Linked DNA regions of Mus musculus: region 2 is linked to region 1. Evidence: chromatin loops called from intact Hi-C (ENCODE). Cell type or tissue: heart. All regions are shown on one strand. Links, peaks and the distances in the headings refer to the core of each region. The heading gives the core; the rest is flanking DNA.

Region 1 (11,671 bases), core at 2,276-10,275:
CTCACCAGCTCTCTCATAAAAATAAACTCCTTCTGGCTTAGAGACTCTGAGTGAGATCCCCTCCCTACCAGCAACAAAAAAAAAATTTTTTTTTTCTTTTAATTTAAAAAAGATCTCTATGACATTTATTTGAAAGCTAGCTGTGCCAAATCGGAGGCCAATTTACTGACATCCAATTGGAGCCACGTGCTACCAATCCGCAGTCCGAGGACCCTCCGGGTCAAGCGCCTGGCCAGTCTTTGAGATGATTTATTTCCCCAGGCAGGAAATGGGGGCCCAGGCTGTCTCCCAAGCCTTTGGGGCTGGTCCTAGGGAAGGCAGGGATCTGGCAGAGGCCAGGCAGTGACCAAAATAGCCAGGTCGGTGGCCCTGCTGAGCACACGCCTCCCTTGCCGCCAGGCTACAGCCTAGGTTGAGGCTTTGGGACTGTAGGATCTGTTCCTGAGACTGGTTCCTTGTGTGGCTTCCCCAGTGGGAGCAGACCAGAACCTCCCACCCAAAAGAGGAACCCATAAAGTGAAGGGGAGCAGTCTAGAGGAAGATGTGTTCAGCTGGTGCTACCCATTGCCCCTGGCTGTCGTTTCGGGCCTCAGCCCTGCTACTCAAGCCTGGGAGCGACTGTCACACCTGCGTGCCACACCCAGGCAGCACCTGGAGCCATACCGCCCTTTTACCTCTCCTAAATACTACGAAGAACCAAAGATGTCCATTGGGCCCACTGGGCACAAGGGATGGCCTCTCGGGTACAGCTAGAAGACACTAGACTTGCCCCCAACCACAGATCCAGGGATCCAGGCACATTCGGGCACACACACGTGCACACGGCCAGGGTTCCGGAGACACAGCCACACGTACAGGTTCACATAGGCAAGATGTGTGTGTGTGTGTGTGTGTGTGTGTGTGTGTGTGTATCAGAAGACAGAGCCACACGGCCACACTACACTCAGGTAAGGCAGCCCCGGACATAGCCCTGGTCATATCACACACCCCGGGGCGCACATGTACACGGCTGCCTAGGGTGGAGAAACAGCCACTCTCAGAAACAGAGACATCCAGGGACAAGGAGGCACCCCGTGGGACACACACACACACACACACACACACACACACACACACACACCTGCCGCCGCACCAGCAGCCCCAGCCCCTTCGCCAGGGAAACAATAACTCCCTCTCCAGCAGAGCTGAACAGGAGACCCTCAGTCCCTCCCTCAGGGGTGAAGGGGATGAAAGAGCGCGGGGAGGCCAGACCCGCAGGGACCCGGTGAGGTGGCGGAGCGCGGCCCGGGGAGGGGGCTGCAGTCGCGGCCCACACGCCCTGGGTACCTGGGTGGCTAAGCCCACAGCGGATGGCCCGGGGCTGGCGAGGCTGGCGGGACTGGCGGCGATCGCGGCGTTGGCGGCTGGGCACGGGAGCTCGGCAGCAACCAGGTCCCGGAGCACGACGCTGGCGGCGGCGCGGAGGAAGCGGTAATTTATAAGCGGCTTCTCCCTGACCTCGCGTGTCTGTTGTCTGAACAGGCAGCTCTCCGCATCACCCATCCTGCTGGGTGGAAAAATACCAGCTTGGCCGGGCCTGGGCGGGGCCTAGGGAGGGGCCTGGTCTGTCGGCCACGCCCACACACGGGGCGCGCGCGCGCGCGCGCACACACACACACACACACACACACACACACACACACGCACGCACGCGCGCACGAGCTCGGACACACAAAGAGCCGGAGCTCGCCTCGTCGAGCGCGCGCACCCATCCTCATGCTCCATCCAAACGCTGGTGGCTAATGGCACTGCTCAGGCCTCTCATGCAGGCGATGAGGAGTTAGAGACCCAGACCCCTGGCTCATCTCCTGTCCTGATATTACCACACCACAACGCTCTCTAACACACCCACCTAGGTCTGTGGACGAGGCCTGTGGCTGCCGCAGCAGCTAGATCCCTACCAGAATCTGCTCCTCCCCCATTGCCCCGAGTCCTCTCAGGGCCAGTGTGCAGCTCTGCAAGCCTGGCTGAGCTGCCGTGGAAGTGATAATGGAGGCCAAGTCCCCCACCCCCACCCCCACCCCCACCCCTGGCCCACATGAGGCTGTGTTTTCGAAGCGCCCCGACTTCGTCGTGGCTGTGTGACATCAGGCAAGTTCCCCAGACCTTCTGTGTCTTAGTTTCCTCATCTGTAAAACGGAAATAAAAATAGTGGAACTCATCACTTCTGGCTGCTGGGAGGGTCCAAGGTTAACAGTGTAAAGAGTCTGAACAGGACACCAGGCACCTAGGAAGTGCCAAACGAGTGTCAGCAAATGTGACTATTTTTAAATGGAGATGGGGAGTGTGCCATTATTCTTGTCCTTATTTGAATGAGCATGTCCTCCATCTGATTGTACACACCCACAGCCTGGCTGAGCCTGAGGTGGCGCTGTGTGACCTTCAGTAAGGCCTTCCCCCTCTCTGCTTGCCCACTTCCTTTTCTTTCTTCTCCACTCTCTCTGCACATAAGTGTCAATTATGTAGCATGGCTATCCTGTCTCTTAAACTGGGAATGGTAGCCCCAGACCTGACCAGCCTGAATCCATTGTCCTAGGCTGGCATAAGACACCAAGAAGCAAAATAAGGTGGTGGTGTGACTCAAGCCTTTAATCCCAGCGCTGGGAGGCAGAGACAGGCAGATCTCTGAGTTCAAGGCCAATCTGGTTTACAGAGTGAGTTCCACTAAGGCTGCACAGAGAAAACCCGTCTTAAAAAAAAAAAATCCAGACTCACATTTCATTACCCACAGCACAAAGGGCTGAGACCAGGGGGTAGGTCAGAGAGTAGGAAAGTGGCTGTTTTGAACCCAGAGCAGACTTCAGGAAGCCCAGAGCCTTTGGGCAGACAGAAGGGTGGGGGTGGGGAACAGAGGAAGCAAGGGCTGTAAGGCTGCAAAAGCCTGCAGGCATGGTGTCACAGGACTCTACAAAGAGTCAGGGCAGGGGAGGCCACAGAGGCCTGGCAGGCCCAGGGATTCAATTCGGAAAGCCTGGGCAGGCCTGAGCCTAAGAATGATCGACACAGTATCACACAAGGGATGACTGGGAAGAATGGGAGGAGGTGGCTCAGGCCTTCATCAGTCTCCCCTTCTGTAATGTCAACTCGGTGAGATCTGGTCCTCGAACTCCCATCAAGTACACAAAGCATCACAGGCCTGGTGCACAGAAAGTGCTCAGCTACACTTGCATTTATTTATGTATGTGTATGTAAGTGTGTATGTATTATATTTTGAGATAGGGATGGCACTACATTGCCTGGCCTGGTCCCAAATTGTTGGGTTCCAAGTCACCTTCCTACTGCAGAGCCCTTGGGTAGCTGGGGTCATAGCTGAGTGACATCTGGGTCACTGCAACTACTATATTTATTTAGTTAGTTTCCTTTCTTCAGCATTTTCCCGGCTGGTAGAATTCACTTCATGTAAACAAGGCCAACCCGCCCCTCCCCAGAGCATCCCTGGGAGCTCAGCACTGCTAGTTCTCCCACTTTACAGAAGGGAAAACTGAGCCACAGAGAAAATAGCTGGCCTGGGGGACGCTTGGCCAGTGAGTCACAGGGCTGGAATCTAAACCTAGACCATCTGTTTGTTTCCAGGGGAGCTTTGGAAGAACCCAGCCCCAGGCTGTGGGTGCAGCAGATCAGTCAGGCATGGAGTATGAACTTAACATGTGAGAGGCCATGGACTGTCAGAGCGGTCAGAAGTCTCAAGCAGGGCAGCCTGAACTGAATCCAGCCCCAGATGTTCTGCTGCTTGGCCTGTGGTGGGCTCCATCCATCGTGATTTGAGTTCATTGCCAGGAATCAAAATTGATATATGAATGCATGTACCCTCACCTGCTCAGCTGCTTAGGCAAGATTGCCTAGCCTAGGAGTCTAGAGGTGGCCTGACAACATAGAGACACTGAGTCTCTTTAAAAAAAAATAATTTCAGGCTGTTGGGTGGTAGTGCATTCCTTTAATCCACTTGGGAGGTAGAGGCAGGTAGATCTCTTGAGTTCCAGGCTAGCCTGGTCTAGAGAGCAATTCCAGGACTACACAGAGAAACCTTGTTTCAAAAAACAAAAATAGATAATAATCATTATTAATAGTGTTATATAATAATTGTTATAATTATATGTTATAATATAATTATAAAATAATACTATATAATAATGATATTCTTATTACTGTTATTTTGATCTGGGCATGGTAGTATTCACCTTTAAACCTAGAGGGCAGAGGAAGGTGAATCTCTGTGAACTTAAGGTCATCCTGGTGACAGTGAATTTCGGAGTAGCCAGGACTACATAGTAAGAGCCTGTCTCAAATAATTTGCTCAAACACAATGGCACATACCTGTAATCCAAGCATCTAGGAGATAGAGGATGTGGAGTTCAAGTCCAGCCTTGGAGACAGAGAGTATGAGACCAGTCTTGGCTACACAAGACTCTGTGTCAAACAATTTAAAAATAAAATAAAATAAAATAAGTAGGGGGCCAGTGAGATAGAACAACAGAGCTCCAATTGCTCATGCAGAAGGCCAGAGTTTAGTTCCCAGGACCCACAGCAAGCAGCTCACAGTCACCTTTTAATTCCAGCCTCAAGGGATCTGATGCTTTCTTCTGGACTCTGAGAACACCTGAATGTACATACCTACATACACACACACAAACGCACACGCGCACACACACACACACACACACACACACAGGGGGGGGGGGGGCAGCAGACAGACAGACAGAGACAGAGAAACAGAGAGACAAACACAGAGACAGAGAGGCAGGCAGGCAGGCAGGCAGGCAGACAGTCAAGATAGACAGACAAAGAGACAGACACACAGAGAGAGTATTTAAAGGCTGGGGCAGGAGGGTTGGCTGAAGTTTAATAACATCCTGTCTCAAAAACAAACCAAGGAGGGCCAGCAAGGATGGCTCAGCAGGCAAAGGTAATTTCTGCAAAGGAGATCCAACCTGAGCTGCAGAACCTGTATGATAGAAGGAGAGAGCCAACTCTGACCTCTACATACATTGTGGTACCCACGTGCACATTAGTGAACGAACGAATGAATGAATGAATGTAAAAAAAAGTTTAAAAGAGGAAATTTTGGGTTCTCTTGAAAATTGTCAGAATGAGCCCCTTGCTCAGCCACAAATATCTAGCACTGAAGAGTACGCTCCCACGGTGGAACGAGACCCCTCCAGAGAGATATCATAGCACTCCTTGGTTTGTAAATGTCTCCATGTCACTAGCTGGTCCTGAAGGAGGCTTAGCTGAGACCCAGGCCAGAGATGGGAGCTGGAAGATTCAGAGAGAACTGTTGGGCACACAGGGCACCAAAACCATTGGCACTTAGAAGGTCCTTCAAGGAAAGGCAGGCAGAAGTTCCTTCCACGAGCCAATATTGGCTGACATTCCAATGGGACTAATTTCTCATTTCAGAAATGAGAAATCAATGTCCAGGCAGAGCTCCTGGGGAACGTGTGCAGGGTAATGCCCAGGTTCCAGGCTTTTGGTCCGTGGCTATTACTGCGTGCAGTGAATGGGATTTGTAAAATGCCACTGAGACTACATTATTCAGCAGCTCTCAGTAGTGACATCAAATCGATCAGGGCTTTGAACAAAACCTCCCGACCCTGCCAGAGAATCTCCTGCCCTATCTGTCAGGTCACCAAGAGTAGCCACAATGCCGAGGGAGGCACAGCACATGCTGGGCCATCTGGCTAGCTTTGGAAGTCCACTTGGCACCAACTCTGCAAAGGATCGAGGATCTTCTTGGCCAGCCTCATAGAATTCAGAGTACCATGCCCCAGTATAACCCTGAAGAGACAAACAGGGCTATTAGGCCGTGTGTGGGTGGTCCTCTTCTCAGTCACATCACTGTGTCCTAGAGATACTTCTTCAGTATGTTCATATGCCCAGCAATGTACCAGTGGTCACATCATAAAACCTGATCAGAATACCCTGGCTCTCAGGAATCTTCCTCTTGCCTGCTTGCAAATCCTAGATTCATCTATCCTTGGGCTGTGTGACCTACAATGAAGAACACAACAACTTTGTACTTCATTGTCCTAATCTATACAGGCAGACTAAACAAAACACCAGTGTGCACCCACCCCACCCCCGCCGTGTGGATCCAGTGGAGATGATTCATGGGAAGCGATGAATAGGGTCTCTGGCACAGTCCACCACTGGGCATGTGGAAGTGCTCCTCCTACCCATATGCCCCGGGTGCCTGGGGCCTTTCTACTTCTGAGCCTTCTCTCACAGTTTCTTCCCCCACCCAATGCATGTTGCCCACTAGCCAGCTGCAGCCTGAGACTCAGCCAAAGCTGGAGCCCCAAGCAGGAAGCACCCAAGAGGCTGGCTCCCTAGCAATGCCCAGCATGCGGCCAGCGCAGAGGATCATGGGAACCCATTGCCGGATGTGGTCTTGGGGAGGTAAGTCCCCGAGCCCCACTTCCTCCTCTCTCCGAGGGAGCAGACTGCTCCAGAGTCAGGGAGGGAATGCATCGAGGATAGAGGCAAAACTGTAGGGAAACCAGCAAGCAAGCGCACACTGCTGCGTGGCCAAGCCAGCTCCCTGGGGGTGACTGCAGGAGCCTCCTTCTTTCTGGTCTTCTCCTACCCTAGCCCATCGCCACTCCCCGCGAAGAACATAGGAGGGCACCACCGCCGTAGAAAACAGCTTGGCAGTTCTAGATAAGGTTAGAAATTTCTAGTCAGGCTGAACATTTGGCCTCTGAACTAACAACCCCACGCCCAGGTATTGCCGTGTGGAATTCTACCCCCTTGTGCAAGAATGAATGGCTGCACAATTCATGGCAGCTAAAAATGGAAACAGCCTGGTTGTATCAACAGGAAAATAGAAACTGAGTGATTGCAGCTCTAGCAAAAGGACTCCTGGGATGCGCAGAACCACGAGGGAGCTCTGAACACTCTGGGTGAAAGAAGCCAGACTCCCTGTGGTTTCATTTATATGGAAAAATCAAGACAGAATTGGAGAGCCAGGGCTACCTGAGGGGAAGGGAGAGGCAAAGCCCCTGGAGAACCCTGGGAAGGATGGGTTCTACAGCCTGACCCGACAAGGACACACAAGAGTCTATGTATGGACATCTGAATACTTTTTGCAGGGGTCAGTACCCAGGTCTTTGATTCTGTAGTCCCTACTCCCACCCTATTCTTTCTCTCAGCCAGCTATGGATCACAATATTTAGCCAAGGGGCTGGAGAGATGTTTCCATGGTTAAGAGAGAATATTGCTCTTGCAGAGAACCAGAGTTCAGCTCCCATGCCCACATCTAGGGACTCACGTGGATCTGTAACTACCTCCAGGTATCCTGGTACCCTCTTCTGGCCTCCCTAGCACCAAGCACATACCCACTCACAGACACACATATATATGCATACATTTCTTTTAAATCCTTAAAAACAAATGTTAAGCAAAGAAAAAAGGACTACCTTGGCCTGGGAATGTAGTTTAGTAGATAGAGTGCTTGCCCAAAACTCAAAAAACCCTGGGCTCAGTCCCCAACACTATATAAACTAGACTTAGTAGCAAGGAAAAATGCTATTGAACATATACAGAAAATGTCCTTGTTATTATTCTCTAAAACTGGTAGAATAACTGTTAATGCAGCATTTATAGTGTATCATGTTATTACAGTTATTATTTGCTGGCAATGCCTCCTAGAACCAAGGTCTGGCACAGGCTAGGCAAGTGCCCTGCAGGGAGACCTCCCACGGCTCATCGGCTCATCTAGAGCTGGCTTACGGTGTTTAAGAGAAGATGGTGAGGTTACAAAAATCACCACCTCATCACCACTATATTCAAACATTTATAGAGGGAAGGGGTGCCATGAAGCCTAAAGGCCTGGGTTCGATCCCTGACGCCCACATAAAAGTAGAAGGATAGAAAAGATTTTAACTTTTTCACACACACACACACACACACACACACACACACACACACACACACACACACACACACTCCTTCCTTCCTCTTCCCGGGCGCTCAGGACTCCTGGAACTCCTCTGCTTCAGAGCCTTTCTATCATGGCTCTCTATGCAGGGTATTTCCCCTCAACCCTTCTCAGATGACTCCTTTGGCCCTGGCTAACTAACACCCTTAGGTCTCAGCTCTTTGGTCTCCTACCTGGCTTTTCAGATAGCCCCCTGCCCATAGTCTTGAGTCTCCCAGGTCCCAGCCTGTGCCCTGTCTTCTTTTCAGTCTACCTTGAATACCCAGGTGATGATTTCCTATCCTTTGCCCACTGGCCTGTTTTTATATGTTCCCACCATTCTACTGCCTATTCCGTGTGGACAGGGCTAGTCTGTGGATGCAGCGCAGTATCCCGGAGCCTGCAGCAGGACCGGCCCACACTGCTCTTTGGATGGAGATACCGTGCCTGCAGCTGTGCCACACAAACTGCCCCATTTGTGTTCTGCAAGGAAGGGGCCAGTCTTCAGCACTATACATACAAGTCTGTCCACAGAACACCTCTCCCCATCCCCCTTATCTTCCTTGCAGGCCGCTGAATTCATGTCCTGAGCAGATCTTCAGAGGCCTCACTTTCTCTATATGTGGCAAGCTCCATTACCCAAGGTGGCCTAGTCTCACACCCTTCTCATGAGCTGAAATTGAAAAGGTGTCAATTACTCTCTAGGATTATTACTGTGGAGATTGGATCAAATCAGTTTGGGGTAGGGAAAGATTTCTTATTTCCTCTCTATCTTGGGGAACAGGAACACAGACCCATTCCAAGTGGCTTCTCAGGCCACTTGGATTCAGGGGTGCAGAAAGGGATACTCAGAGGCCCCAAGCCACTGGGATGCAAAGTAGAGAGTATCAGGCTCCACCCAAACATCCTGAGCCTGAAACTAGGGTGGATGTGGAGGGGCTGATCCCACTACTGAAACTCTTCAGGGGTTCCTCACTGCTCAAGTTTGAGAGCCACTGCTCTGGGAGTTAGACTGATTCTGCCTGCCTGCTTATCTGTCTGTCTGTCTTAATTTATGAGTATTTTGTCTATATACATATATTTGCACCATGTATGTACTTGGTGCTAAAGAGGGCACGAGGTCCCCTGAAACTGGACTTATAGGAGGTTGTGAGGCACAGTGTGGGTGCTAGAAATCAAATCCAGGTCCTCTGTAAGAGCAACAAGTACTCTTAATTCCCCCCCACCCGCCCCCAATCTCTCCAGGCCCTGGGCAGGTGCTCTTAGCCACATCGGCTCACAGCAGTACCACTTGGATAGTTTAAGAAACCCTGACACAGGGTTAGGATCGAGTGCAATGGCAGGGTGCTTGGATACCATCCTCAGAACCACAGAAGAAAGCCTGGTGCTAACTAGACGTGGTGGCACACATCTTTAATCCCAGCACTTGAGAGGCAGAGTCAGGAGGATCTCAACAAGTTCAAGGCCAGCCTGGTCTACATAGAGAGTTTCAGGATGCTGGACAGTGGTGGCGTATGCCTTTAATCCCAGCACTTGGGAGGCAGAGGCAGGTGGATTTCTGAGTTTGAGGCCAGCCTGGTCTACAGAGTGAGTTCCAGGACAGCCAGGGCTATACAGAGAAACCCTGTCTCAGAAAAACAAAAACAAAAACAAAAACAAAAACAAAAAAAAAACCAAAAAAACAAAGACAAACAAAAAGAAAAAAATTGAGAGTTCCAGGATAGTTAGGACTACAAAAAGAAAGTGTGTTTCAAAAAAGGAAGATATACACCAGGCATGGTAGTGCACACCTTTAATCCCAGCACTTAGGAGGCAGAGGCAGGCGGATTTCTGAGTTCAAAGCCAGCCTGGTCAAAGGAGTGAGTTCCAAGAGAGCCAGGACTACACAGAGAAACCCTTTCTCAAAAAAACCAAAAAACAACAACAGCAAAAAAAGCAAGACATATACAAATAAACAAATAAAAATAGAGAAAAAGAAATGCTGATGCTTGCTCCTCACCAGAAATTCCAGTTTAATGAAGGTGAAACATTTTAGACAAGATCTCATACAACCCAGGCTAACCTCAAACCCAGAGCAATCCTCCCCCACTGCCCCCGCCCCAGGTGCTGGGATTACAGGTACGAACCACCATGTTTGGTTTGCTTCATTGTTAAATAAGCTTTCCAAATGATGTGAATGGCTCATCAGGACTCAGAAGTCTTAGCCCACGGACGCTGGGCACCCTGTAACATCATAGCTGCCCAGACATACCCAGGCAGGCCCACTTCCTCTGCCTAATTCCTCCACATTCTTGCTGGAGCCTCTCTGAGGCTGCCTTCTTATATTTGGGTATTTCCCCTCCCTTCCTAAACACAACAATTCAAAATATTCCTAGCCTCCAGACAATAAACAAAGCGAGGGAGGCTGCTTTCCTCCTTGTGCCCACTTATGGCCTGATCCAAGGCCTCCCTGATTGGGTACTCAGGCCATTGGGACTGTCATCTGAGCCTGGGTGAAGTGGGCCAACTTTCACTGCTACAATCCCAGAGCCCCTCAACTCTTAAGTGACCCCAGGCACACCCCCAACACTACTTCCCAAAGGAAACAGACTCTGCAAGGGTGAGTTATTTATGCTAAGACGCATAGCAAGACTGATAAGGACCCTCTGGCTTGAGGCAGATGTGGGCTCTGAACTCACAGACAGCTGTAAGTCTTGGATCCTGTCCCTTGTCAGCTGTTACCTTAGACAAGAGACCAGCCTCAGGCTAAGCCTCTGAGCACTCGTTTGCAAATGAAGTTGGCTGCAGAACCTCAGATGAGATCACTGTGAAGGCCCGGGTCTGCATAAGATCAATGCTCAGAATTATTGCTGTCACTCTTGGATATTTTTGTCATGAGGGCAAAACTAGTAGTAATGAACAAAGACCCCAGGGGACGACAGTGAGATGAGGGGTGGGGGATGGGAGGTTTGATGCTTAGTGTGTATGTGTTTAATCCCAATGGTGGGAGAGACCAAGGACTCAGATGTTCTAAGTCAGCATCAGCTACATAGTAAGTTCGAAACATGCCTGGGATACATGAGACCCAGTTAATAAGAAAAGGAAGATGGTGTAAGGAGAAAAGTTGGGGAGAAGAAGAGGCAAGAATAAAAGGTCACCTAGGACGGAGCTAATGCATTCCTGGTGGCAGTAGTCCCCAGGAGTGACTTATATCTGCTCTTTCTCCTGCCTTAGTCAAGTTTTAATGCTATTTATAACCAGTTGGGGTCTGTCCTCCTCCACCACCCCATCCCGGGAATGGAGCCTGGGCCTTTGGTGAGCTAGGCAGCAAGGACTCTGCCACCAACCTCCGTCCGCACCTACTGAGAGCCTTTAAGCCTATTATTTTCTGCCTGTGTGTAGAAAGGCTGCGAGTTCTGCTTTTATCCCACACATAGAGGGGCCTTCATGTATCAGTGGTGCAGAAATGGGAGTGACACATGACATATACCACCCCAACACTGTACAGACCAGACAGGGATGCAGGGTAACTGGGTAAGCTCTGGACTGATCACTGGATATGTGATCAATGCATGGATGGCTCCCTGCACAGACATTGGTTTTCTCGCAAGTGGTCCAGCCAGACAAAGATGAAAATCTGAAGGTATCCCTTAGGCTAAGGTCTTCTGCCCAAGCACCACGCCTGGCAGAAATGTCCCCATTTTGCAACCCACCCAGCCTCCACCACCACTGGTTAGA
Region 2 (11,671 bases), core at 1,215-9,214, 56 kb after region 1:
GCAGGCCTGTAGTGCATTTCCTCAATTAGTGATTGGTGGGGGAGGGTGTTTCGAGTGGTGCCGCCCCTGGACTGGTATTCCTGGGATCTACAAGAAAGCAGGCTAAGTATGCCAGAGGGAACAAGCCAGTAAGTAGCATCCCTCCATGGTCTCTGCATCAGCTCCTGCCTCCAGGTTCCTGCCCTATCTGAATTCTTCTAATGGTGTCTAAGTACTGCTTTTAATGATGAACAATTTGGAATTGTGAGTGAAATAAACCCTTTCCTCCCCAAGTTGCTTTTGGTCATGGTGTTTCATCACAGCAATAGCAACCCTAACTAGGACGAGGTCTACCCTCTCTTCTTCAGTTCCTGAGTTGTCCAGTGGGGTGAGGGAGGAGGTTTATCTGGAAGTGTGGCCGTCTATGTAAACCTCTTCAGATAGCGCCAGCCCCAGAGCAAGCGCTGTGTTAGTTGTTATGGTTCTTGCTGTGAGCATTATCAATCAACTTTCCTCCTGTGTCTCAGCCTCCTGGACTCTCAGAATCTTCCTTAAGACAGTGGGTGACTCACTGTGCCTGCCTGACAGGGTTCTGAGGCTCAGGACTCTTTGTACACAATAATGATTTCACAGCACCCCGCATAGAACCTATGCTCGTTGTCCTTACACTGGGGCCTGGGTCAGAAGGGAAGGGTCCAGTGTCCCTCTAAGGATGTGTGACTCTGGACATCTAGATTCTGACTGCTTGCCATGTGGACATAACAGGGACTCTGTAACTGGGTCTTTTCCATACTTTCTCAGGAGTGTCTTCCCACATCCCCTCAATGGCAGAGTAATGAAGAAGTCAGGGACCCTGCCGAGCTGTCTCCTGTCACTACAGACTTAGGCCCCAAGTAACAGAAGTGATGAGGCACTGAGCTCATCCCATGTTGAGAGTATGAAGCAATGCCAGATCAGGATAGAGAGGCTGGTTGTAAAGAGGAGACCAGGAAGGCTTCCTGGAGGAAAGGGATTGCACAGACACCCTGTGTGTCAGAGGCTTCCTGCGGTACAAGCACCCCAGTCTCCCCAAACAAGCCTGTGGGCATTTGGCAACATCTCAACTCCACAGTGGAAGCCCTCTGGTATCTGAGAGAGGGTATGTAAGTCTTAGCTGGGGACCCAGTGTTCAATGGTAGAGCACCTGGTTAGCATGTAGTTGGCCCTGGGTTCTGTCTCCAGCAAGGGATAAAACAAACAAACAAACAAACAAACAAACAAACAAACAGTGGAATTAGATAGGGCAGACAGACCCAGCCAAGCGTGTGTGTGGGGAGTGGGAAGCATGATCACCAGTGGAAAGAGGTCAGCATTTCTTGCTGTAGACAATTGTCGATCTGAGACAACTCTGCCTCTTTGTCTAGGTTGTGGGCCCCGGGCTGTGGTTGCTCAAGTCACTGTGGTCCCTGTATGGGCTCCACACATAACAGGAACCTCACCTACTGGTGGCCATTTAAAAAGATATCATGGGCAAAACTCTGTACTGGGTGTGGGGGTTCAAAATCAGGCCCACATTGTCTTTGTGGGAAGGGACAACAGGAGAACGATTAGCTATTTAAGCCAAGACCTAAAGGAGGCCTTGCTAGGTTCTTGGCATGAATGCTAGACTCAGAGTCAAGATGGCACTGGGGAGATCAGGGAGAAGGTGGTCAGTGAGCCACTGGATGATGGGCAGCCATAATAATCAGTGTAGAAACATTGAGTGTAGAGGTTTGGGCAGGCCTCCAGGAGATAGGAAGGTGTGGCAGAGATGCAGCAATGGGCCCTTGATCTAGAATACTCACCATGTCTCAGTGGAAGGAACTGAATTCTTCAGACAGATCCCCAGGAGAGTCTCATGGTGTTTCCAGGGATGAGGAGGCTTGACCTCACTGTGAGTCAGAGTAGCACTTTATCTCCCTTACTCTGGAGTCCCCAGGAGTCACGGGAATAACAACGCCCAAAGAACATCCAACTTGTTCCTGGAAGGAGATGCCTAGGATGCAAAGTAGGTCAGAGGCCATGGAGAACTAAGGAGTCCCGCTCAGTCCTAAAGGGTACAAGCTAAACCAAAATTCAGTTTGTGGTTGGTGCTAGGCATTATTGTGATGTGGTTTAGAGTCACTGTTGTCTCCATTATCAGATCATTAACGTACTTCCATTAACTGCAGATCTGCTTCCGGTTTAATTAAGATACTGAGGTATCTATTATAGTTTAAAGCTTTAGGCCTTTCACTGGGGCAAACTCTCAGCTAGCTTCTAACCTGGCTTCCCAGGACTGTGTTCCCTCCTCCCCCCTCACGTGGCTAGCTCTTTACCTCACTGCTCTGGTCTCCCTTTTGCTTCTTCCATGTTTTTTTCTATTCTCCCACATCCCTCCTGTCTCTCTGCCTGCCCGGAAGTCCTGCCCCCGTTTTTTCCTGGCCCAGCTATTGGCTCTCGGTTCTCGGCTCTTTATTATATTCAACAAGCAGTAAGACATTGCCTGGTCCATCTCTTTGGCTGCCTAGGGCCTTGGGGACTGCCTGACCTTCAACTTTTGGGCAGGTGTGGAAGGACAAGCATTTACAAATAGGAAGCCCAGTGATGGTCCATAGAAATGACAACACCAAAATCCAGACAGCACTTTGTTGTGTTTGTTGCACAGAATTAACACTTGAAAGTACAGAGACTTACCTTAATGCAATGTGAAGAAAAGCCACCCCAACAACCACTTCATCAGCACACATCTGCCTATAGCCAGTCCCTGGTATGCCTCCATCACATCCCTGAGAGTCACCTTGTCAGGTGGTTTCATTCTGTCCCTATCTATAGTCATTAAGGTGTTCTGGTAATAACCCAAGTGGGCTGTGATGGCACATGCCTGTGTGAGCTGGAGGCTAGTGTGGGCTACAGTATGACCTTGTGTCATAGTTTGGTTTTTATTATTGTAAAGAGACACCATGAGCAAGGCAACTCTTATAAAGGACAGTATTTAATTGGAGCTGGCTTACAGTTTCAGAGGTTCAGTCCATTATCATTATGGTGAGAAGCATGACATTGTGCAGGTAGACTTGGAGCTGGAGGAGCCAAGAGCTTTACATCTTGATCTGAATAAAGCCAGGAGGAGACGATCTTCTGCAGACAGCCAATAGGAGGCTCTCTTCTGTACTGGTTGGAGCTTGAGTATAGACCGTTAAAGCCCACCCCCATAGTGAAGAACTTTCTCCATTAAACCACACCCACTCCAACAAGGCCAAACCTCCTAATAGTGCCACTTCCCATAGGCCAAGCATATTCAAACCATCACGTTTAACTCCCTGGCCCCCATAGTCTTGTTCAAACATATAAGTTTATGAGGGCCATATCGAGCCATGGTATAATGCAAAATACACTTAGTCCAATTTCAAAAATCCTCATAGTCTATAGCAGTCTCAACAATGTCAAAAGTCCAAAGTTCAAAGTCTCTTCTGAGACTCATGCAATCACTTAACTGTAGTCTATAAAATCAAAATCAAAAAGCAGATAACATACTTCCAACACCATAGTGAAAAAATCAGTATTTCTAAAGCAAGACCGAAACTAGCTGGGCAAACTCCAAACTCTGCATCTCTATGCCTGATGTCACTCTTCAGCTCTCCAAATCCTTTGTTGACTACAACACATTTCTGTCTCTTGGACTGGTTCCAATCCTTGTTAGCAGATTTCCTCAGTAGGTATCCCATGGCTCTGGCATCTCTAACATCTTGGGATATCCAGGGCAACTTCAGTTTTACAGCTTCTTGTTCCAATGCCTGGGATCCACACATGATCTTCTGGGTTCCTCCAAAGGGCTTGGGTCATGTCTCTAGCTCTGCCCTCTGTAGCACTCTAGGCTCTGATCCACTCCATTCCACTGTTGCTGCTACTGTTCTTGATGGTCATCCCATGGTACTAGCATCTCCAATATGCTGGGGTCTTCTGCTGAAATTATGCTTCACCAATGGCCTCTCATAGGCTTTCTTCATAGTGCCAAACCTCAACTTCTTTGCATGATCCCTTCAGTCCTAAGCTGTCAACGGCAACTGAGACTGTACCTTCACCAATGACCCTTCATGCCTCTCACAATACCAAGCCTCAGCTGCTTTCTGTGACCCCTTCATACCTTCAAAACCAGTGTCACTTAGGTGATTCTTACACATTACCAAGTCCAGCTGTAGCACGAGGTACAACCTTGGCTATCTCTGGAACATAGTTTCTTTGTCCTCTCAGAAAACACTTCCCAGAAGATTTCACCTCAGTGATGCTGGCCTTTTCTTAATCATCGCTAATTTCTTAGCTTCAGCTAACTGGCATCAATTATCCCAGTAACCACTTCTACTCTTGACTCTAAAGTCAGAGCCATATGGCCACAGCTGCTGAGTTCTGCTGGCTCAGGACTGAAGGGATCATGCAAAGAAGTTAAGGTTTGGCACCATGAAGAGAGACTATGAGAGGCCATTGGTAAAGTATAATTTCAGCGGAAGATCCCAGACTGTAAAATTGAAGTTACCTTGGATATCCCAAGATTGCTGAACCTGGAACATGTCCTACTTCTTCGATTACATATTACCAACTTTCTGTTTTCCAATTTCTTCACTCCCTAAGCTTGGCTGCCTTGGAACTTGCTCTGTAGACTGACTTTGAAATCAGAGATCTGCATTCCTCTGTCTCCTAAGTGCTGGGATTAAAGACATGTAGTCAAGTTGACAATGGAGAATAACCATCACAATCTATCCTTTGTAAATTTGACAAATAGGCATATGTCCTTATGTCTAACTGAAAACAATAGTAAGGTCACAATAACACCTAATATGATACAACTATCCCTTGTTCAACTGCAAACGAATAATCAATAGGTTTAGCTAGGTGGGATCTTGCAATGAGGTCACCACTCCTTTAATTCCATTTAATATCCTTGAACACAGGGTTTAGATCCATTGTACTTTCTTTAATACTTGAACCATTCACTTTGTATTTTTCCTTTCTAAACTTGCTACGCTTGATCAAAATGTTCCTCTTAAGAGTGAACCACAGGACAAAGTCTAAACACCCTGTCTCAAAAAAAAAAAAATCTCTGTCATACATAAACATGCACAGCCATCTGAACTAGGAGTGTTAGTCGTGTTATGATGGCATTTGTCCCTGACCGTAAATTTGGATTTGAATGAGTGCAACTTGCCTTTTTGTTTGTTTGTTTGTTTGTTTGTTTGGTTTTTCCAGACAGGGTTTCTCTGTATAGCTCTGGATGCCCTGGAACTCTCTCTGTAGACCAGGCTAGACTTGAACTCAGAGATCTGTCTGCCTCTGCCTCACAAATGCTGGGATTAAAGACATGTGGCACCTGGCTGCAATTGTCCCTTTGGGATAGTAGTTTTTGTGTTCTGATCAAGAAATCATTAACTCCTTGTATGTGCGAACACACGTGTGTGTGCTGGGTTGTCCTCAGAGGCCAGAAGAGGGCATCAAAACTCCTGGAGCTGGTGTTAGAAGTAGTTGCAAGAAGGTATGTGGGTGCTGGGAATCAAACTTAGATCCTCTGGAAGAACCTTCAGTGTTCCTGACAGCTGAACATCACAATTTTTTTGTAGCCTAGACTGGCCTTGAACTCCTAAGTGCTGTGTTTTCAGGAGTGCACTGGAGTGTATGTGCCTGTGTGTGTTTTATTGTTTCTTCATTTGTTACAAGTTCTTCCCTGGGTCTGGAGAGATGGTTAAGAGCTCTGACTGATCCAGAAGAGGACTAGGTTCAGTTCCCAGAACCCACATGTTGGCTCACAACCATTTGTAAGTACAGTCTCAGGGTATCTAACACCTTCTTCTGACCTCTGCTGACTCCAGGCACATACATACATAGCCATACACACAGATAAAACACTCATGCCCATGTTTAAAAAATTAAAAAAAGTATGTAAAACAAAAGTTGTAAATCTTTTTAAAAGAGTGCTTTCTTTTCTCTTTCAGTTTACTCTCTTTCTCTCTCTCTACCCCTAGACCCCCCCAGTAGTCTGTAGCCTAGACTGGCCTAGAACTTACAATGTCATCTAGACTGACTCTGAACTTGTGTCAATCCTCCTGCCTCAGCATGCTGAATAAAGGGTTACATTTCTCCATTCTTTTGAATGTCTGCTTCATAGTTAACAAAAGGCTGCCACTCATTGCAAGTCCCGTGTTCAGTGCCAAGGAGGAAATGCAGTAGCTCCTTGGAGGTTACAGCCCAGTGTGAGCTGGCCAGCTGGCTGTGGCGACGAGATAAGGATGGTTTTTCAGAGGTGGAAGAAAGATTGATTAGAGCCAGTTGCCAAAACACAGGATGAATGAGGCCTTCCCAAGAGAGAATAAGATCCAGAGACCTTACTAGACCACAAGCTCAACCAGTATCAACAGTTGAGTATCTTTAGCTGGGTGGTGGGGGAGCATGCCTTTAATCCTAACCCTCAAGAGGCAAAGGCAGGAGGATCTTTGAGTCCAAGACCAACCTGGGCTACAGAGCTAGTTCCAGGACAACCAGGGCTACACAGAGAAATCCTATCTTGAAAAACCAACCAACCAACCAACCAACCAACCAACCAACCAACCAATCCCCACCCCAAAAATAACCAGTTACCTTAAGACCACCTCCCTTTGGGGCCTCTGCAGTTTATATGTAGTTTATTCTCCACTTAGAATAGAGAGAAGGGGTTCCCACATCTCTATCTGAGGTTCTCTGCTGTGCTCAGTTAGGAGTGTTTGGTTCATCTGTTGGTGAGGGACAGAGCAGACAGGGGAAATGGGGGTTGGGGTAGGAGCAGAGAGAGCCGGCCGTCTTGTGCTGTATGTAAAGTAGAGGATGGGTGGGTGTGCTTGAGTCCCTGGTAGAGCTGGGACCCTCCAATCTCTAGACCTCCATACCAAACACGAACGTTTGATCCTGACTGTAGCTCGTTGGCCATGTTCATGGATTTGCTTGGGGGTGGGGGCAGATTGCCTCAGACTTCTCCAAAGAGGCTTTGCACTGTGATATAAAACCATGGCTGCCATCCCTCCACCTGCAGTCCTCAGACTCTGTAGGGCACCTCTGTCTTGGCTTCTATGGCCAGTGGTCTGAGGTCCTGAAGGGGACCCCACCTTGGACCTCTTCAAGCTCATGGGTGGAGAGCTGGAGAAAGGCCCCAGGAATGTGCCACTAACCCTCAGCTCTGTCTGGAATTTCACAGTGACATTCAGAAGTCACTAAACTTAGCACCAGGACCTGTGGCCTCTGGGTAGCCCAGGCATGCCAGAGGTTAGGCATGAATTATGGTGAGCTGACAGGAAAGAATGGCATAGGCTATGGGGCTCTGAAGACCTATCGAACCCGGGTCAGCAGGCAAGGTCTGGAGAGGCAGTCCTGAACTACTGGGGCTTGTGGGATGTCCTTTTCTGTTCCCCGGTGCCCAGAGAAGCAGTCTCCTGCTGAAAGATCTTGGGGTGGGATGATTTTTGCTTGGTCACTTACTCCACAAATATTTACCTAGCATCTACTATACATCAGGAATCTGGTCCCTTGGAACACAGAGGACCAATTACCTGCAACAGTCTCATTCTCTGGAGTTTAGACCCCTCTGGGGGAGATACCTGGGTTGAGAGAAAGGCTGTGTGGGAGATGACAAGTGGAAGCAGGGGATCTTCCTGGAGCAGGAGGTGCCTGCTAAAGGCTTAAGAGGAAAGTTGGGGAACCCAGTTTGTAAGAGGGAGGAGGGTGTGACCTCCAGGGCAGGCCTAAGGTAGTCTGGGAAAAGAAGAGACATTCTCTGATGTCCAGTAGAGCTGCTTCCCTGGCTACAGTGGTGCCATTTTGACATTTTGCTTAGTTCTTGGAGACTAAGTTACTCAGAAGTAAGAGGCCATATTTGGGGATGGGACAGATTTGTGCTGGACAGATTTGGGCAAACTGGACAGGTTTGACTCCTCTTGATGTGTGATGCTGGCAAGCTAGACCACCTCTCTGATCCTTCATTTCTTTCTTCTGTAGAGAGGTGATTATTAGAACTTGCTGGGGTGGCAATGAGAAGAAAATTGGGATACCTACGTGAGAAGTTGGCTGCAGGACCTCAGGCCAAGCAGTTCCCTTACTAAGAGAGTGAGTCCCACAGGGCCTGCAGCCTGTCCTGAGTCATCTATGAGCACAGGCCCCACTCCAGCATCTCCACCCAGAGACTGGCCTGATGTGGCAATGCACCTGTTGGGCCAGGAGGCTTCAGTACAGCCCCTGATTTGTAAACTGGGAGGTGGCAAGGGCAGGGTGGCTTGGGTGCCAAGATGGAACAAACCATCCTGCCCTGTCCAGCTTCCTAGGGGACAAAGAGAAGGTCGTTCCATTGAGAGGAGCAGCTGTTGGTGACAGGGCCCAAGTGCTGGCCTGGTGCTCTCTCTCTCTCTCTCCCACGTGGGTGTGGCCCTGCAGGCTGCCAGCTCTGTGATGGACAGACTGGCTCTCTGTACCTTCCTCCTAAGGAGTGGCCCTCACCACTGCCCCACACTGCCAGGCTGTCTCATGAGCTGGCAGACTGGAATCCATGCTCCCAGAGACCCTCTGTTGTCCTACTGGATGCTCGCCTTTGGGGGATGGGGACACTGACTCCACATGCCTGGCATCTGCCTCTGTCACCAGGCTCCGGAAGTGCTGCCTGAGATTCGTCACACATTCCCGTAGGCCACTGCATCTTTATTTTTAGGATTTATTGAGCACTTCCATGTGGTCCAGGGTCGTCTCAAGTGTCCTCCTCTCCAGGCAACCTGGGTGGTTGATATCTCTTGGGATCATAGAGAGGGAGATAGACATTCAATGTGGCTGCCTGAGGCCGCAGGGCTGCAAGGGGTGGGTTAGGAATGGAATCTGTCCCTTGGCGCTTAAGCGCCCTGAAGTCAGGAAGGGCTCAAACCTGCCAGGTCCCTGTCTGGCAGAGGAGAAGACAGCTGGGTGGAAAGACAGTCACCAGCCAATAAGAGGCAGAGCCCAGGTTTGACCCACTCCTGTAAACTGAGTCTCCCGACTATGTAGAAAATCAGCGCAGCTGTCCTTAGGCCCAGGCAAACCTTGGCAAGGGATGGAACCTTGTGGGTGTCCCGACCTGGTTATCAGAGATGTTGTTGGCCAGGCTGCCCAGGGGCTACTTTCAAGCAAGTCCAAATGGGCACAGCCATCCCTTCTGCTCATTGTTGACTGTACTAACTGGCCAATCACAGCCCCATCTCCCTGGCCACAGGAATCTGCATAATCTAAATTAGGCTCACTGGTCCCAACACTGGATTTAAAAAAAAAAAAAAAAAAAAACAAAACCTAGGACTTGAAGGCCAAGTTCTGAGACCATAAACGGGAAACTCGGGCCAAAGGTAAAAATGTCTCCATGTTAGAAAATGCAATGAGAAAATACCTCCATTAAGGTTGCTTGCAGAGCATCTGGAATCCTAATGATTGAGAGGCTGACACCAGGGTGATGGCGAGTTCCAGGCCAGCCTAGGCTATGCAGGGAGACCCTGCCTCAGAGAAAGAGAAAGTAACATTCCTTTGTAAGTCCCAGTAAATCTGATCACTGATGGCTTAGTAAGTGAACTCACACTTTTCTCATATGGTCAGAGGTGAAAACAACATAACCACAGGCATTGCCGCGCTCAATGATGTCACGGGGTGGGTCTTGTGATTTCTTCCTTCCTCACAAGGCTCTAAGACAGCTGCCTGGGCTCCAGCCATCGTATCTACATTCAAGGGAGGACGAAAGAGAGGAGGCCTAGACCAACTGTGTTTGTCTTTGTTTTTAATGTAATTTTTTTCCCAAGGTTTACTTATTTTATTTTGTGTGTGAGTGTTTTGCACACATGTGTGCCCCCCCCCCAATGTGTGCCTGGTGCCCTTGGAAGTCAGAAGTCAATGGGCCCCCTGGAACTGGAGTTATGGATGGTCATGGCTCACTGTGTAAACTCAGATCTTCTGCAAGAGCAACAAGCATTCTTGACCAATGAGCCGTCTCTCTCTCTCTCTCTCTCTCTCTCTCTCTCTCTGTCATGAGAACAAAACAGTATATTCACAGCAAGATTGTGTGAAGTCACATTGTAATGTGTTTGAACTGTTTCTGGAACAGGAGAAATGTACAATCAATAGAGTTTTGTTTGTTTGTTTGTTTTATTTCCAGATTGCAGTTTCTCCTCCCTCCTTTCCTCCCAGCCCCTCCCCTACTTATCCCCCATGCACCCCTCCTTGATTTCTCTTCAGAACAGACCCAGCATCCCTGGATAGCAACCATTCAGAGCATATCAGGCTGCAGTAAGCCTGGGCACCTCTTTTCCTATTAAGGCTGGGCTAGTTTTATTTTAAATGTTATACAAAGCATTTTGTGGGTGTGTATGAATGCGCACATGTATGCCATGTCAGTTCTCTCCTTCCACTGTGGACCTTGGGGCTTAAACTCAGGTTGTAAGGTTTAGTGGCAAGCCCTTTACCATCTAAGCCATGCACTGGGCCCCCATCCTTTTGTTTTTGTTCATTTTAAAAACATGTGCATTGAGGAAACAAAACCAGGGAAGCAAAACCCAAAATGATCTGGCCCCACAGGCAGCTCAGCTCCATGTTATCTTCTAGACGCCAGTCACTGTATATGGTTCCACGGAGCCATCCGACTGGGCTTGCCCACACAGTGACTGCTCACCAGCTCCAAATCTACATTGCAGGAGTGTTTGGATGGCCAAGAGCATACCAGGCCATTTCCATTAAGATAGTCATTTAATGTTATTGTCATCTCAGGAAATGTTGGGGGGGGGGGAAGATAAACAAAAACAGAAACAACATCAAAATCCCAGAATCCCTCAGGCCCAACACTGGCCCGCTTCTTCCATGTCTCAGGCCAGACATCCCAGGCCTCTGGAGCAGAACTGGGCAAGGGTAGGGTGATAGACAGCACCACAGACAGATGGTCTTTGTTTTCTCCCCACAGAGACAGGTGGCCCTCACCACTGCAACTGATAGTTCCCAGAAATGCCGCAGGGCCGCCCGAGATTGCCCAAGCCTAGCTAAGGGCCTCCTGACGCCCTCTCTAGTGTCACAAACACCCAATTCAAGCTCAAGAGCCCACGATGGTCACCCTGTCAGTAAAGTCGCCTCTGCCGGCCAGAAACGTGGGCAATGTCTTCATCTACACCTGGCTCTCATCATCCGGGACCTCTATCCCGGACACCTATCTCAGAAACATCCACTTGTGTCAGCCAGGCAGGCAGGTTGACTGCTATACTGAAACCCCAGATCTCAGGGCTTAACACAGACCCAATGAATGCTGGCAGCCACTGTTTCACACAGTCAGCCAGCAACCCTGGCTCCTCTCAGCTCAACCAGGAGGCCTCTCGGGCACTGAAATAAACTTGTGCATTGTAGGGCAGGCTTTTAATGGCCTGGTCAGGAAGTGCCTTTCATCACTTCTGTTCACATTCTATAGGTCAGACTAAATCGCATAGCCCTGCCCCACTGCAGAGGAGTCTGGGAAATGTAGTTCCACAGCCAGCAGGCACGGGAACTAGGTTCACACAAGGCTTTGTCTCTCACAATCGCAGACCCACATGCGGCTTGCTTTTGTTTTCCGGCTGATAGCCTGGTCCTGCCGAGGCTCTTCAGGGAGCAGCTGGAGAGACGATATCCAAGATCCAGATCTCATTGTAGCATCCCTCCTCGG

The links. A loop is a pair of places that touch in the nucleus more often than their neighbours do. Peaks named below come from ENCODE experiments on the same cell type or tissue, not always from the same donor. Only the 100,000 strongest peaks of a DNase experiment are listed, where the experiment ranks them.
Region 2: a loop joins it to region 1, with 3 times the contacts of the local background. A loop is called at or near these places in 3 of 42 quality-filtered maps.

What each region holds. Positions count from the first base shown.
Region 1 is chr6:91,673,964-91,685,634 of GRCm38, reverse strand. Gm40387 (a long non-coding RNA gene) reads right to left here. Exons shown (of 3, transcript XR_869270.2): 3 at 4,886-6,027. It overlaps Gm30628 (a long non-coding RNA gene), which reads left to right and starts at 5,943. Exons shown (of 3, transcript XR_377873.3): 1 at 5,943-6,435. Slc6a6 (solute carrier family 6 (neurotransmitter transporter, taurine), member 6) reads right to left here and starts at 1,568. Exons shown (of 15, transcript NM_009320.4): 1 at 1,327-1,568. In heart, for the core only: CTCF peaks have their summits at 2,406 and 6,658; DNase peaks (open chromatin) are centred at 3,654 and 6,384; H3K4me3 peaks cover 333 bases; H3K27ac peaks cover 2,704 bases; H3K27me3 peaks cover 913 bases.
Region 2 is chr6:91,617,185-91,628,855 of GRCm38, reverse strand. No RefSeq gene overlaps it. Among named protein-coding and RNA genes, the nearest start is that of Gm40387, 38 kb to the left of the region's middle. In heart, for the core only: no CTCF peak of the experiment used is centred there; a DNase peak (open chromatin) is centred at 8,445; H3K27ac peaks cover 1,011 bases.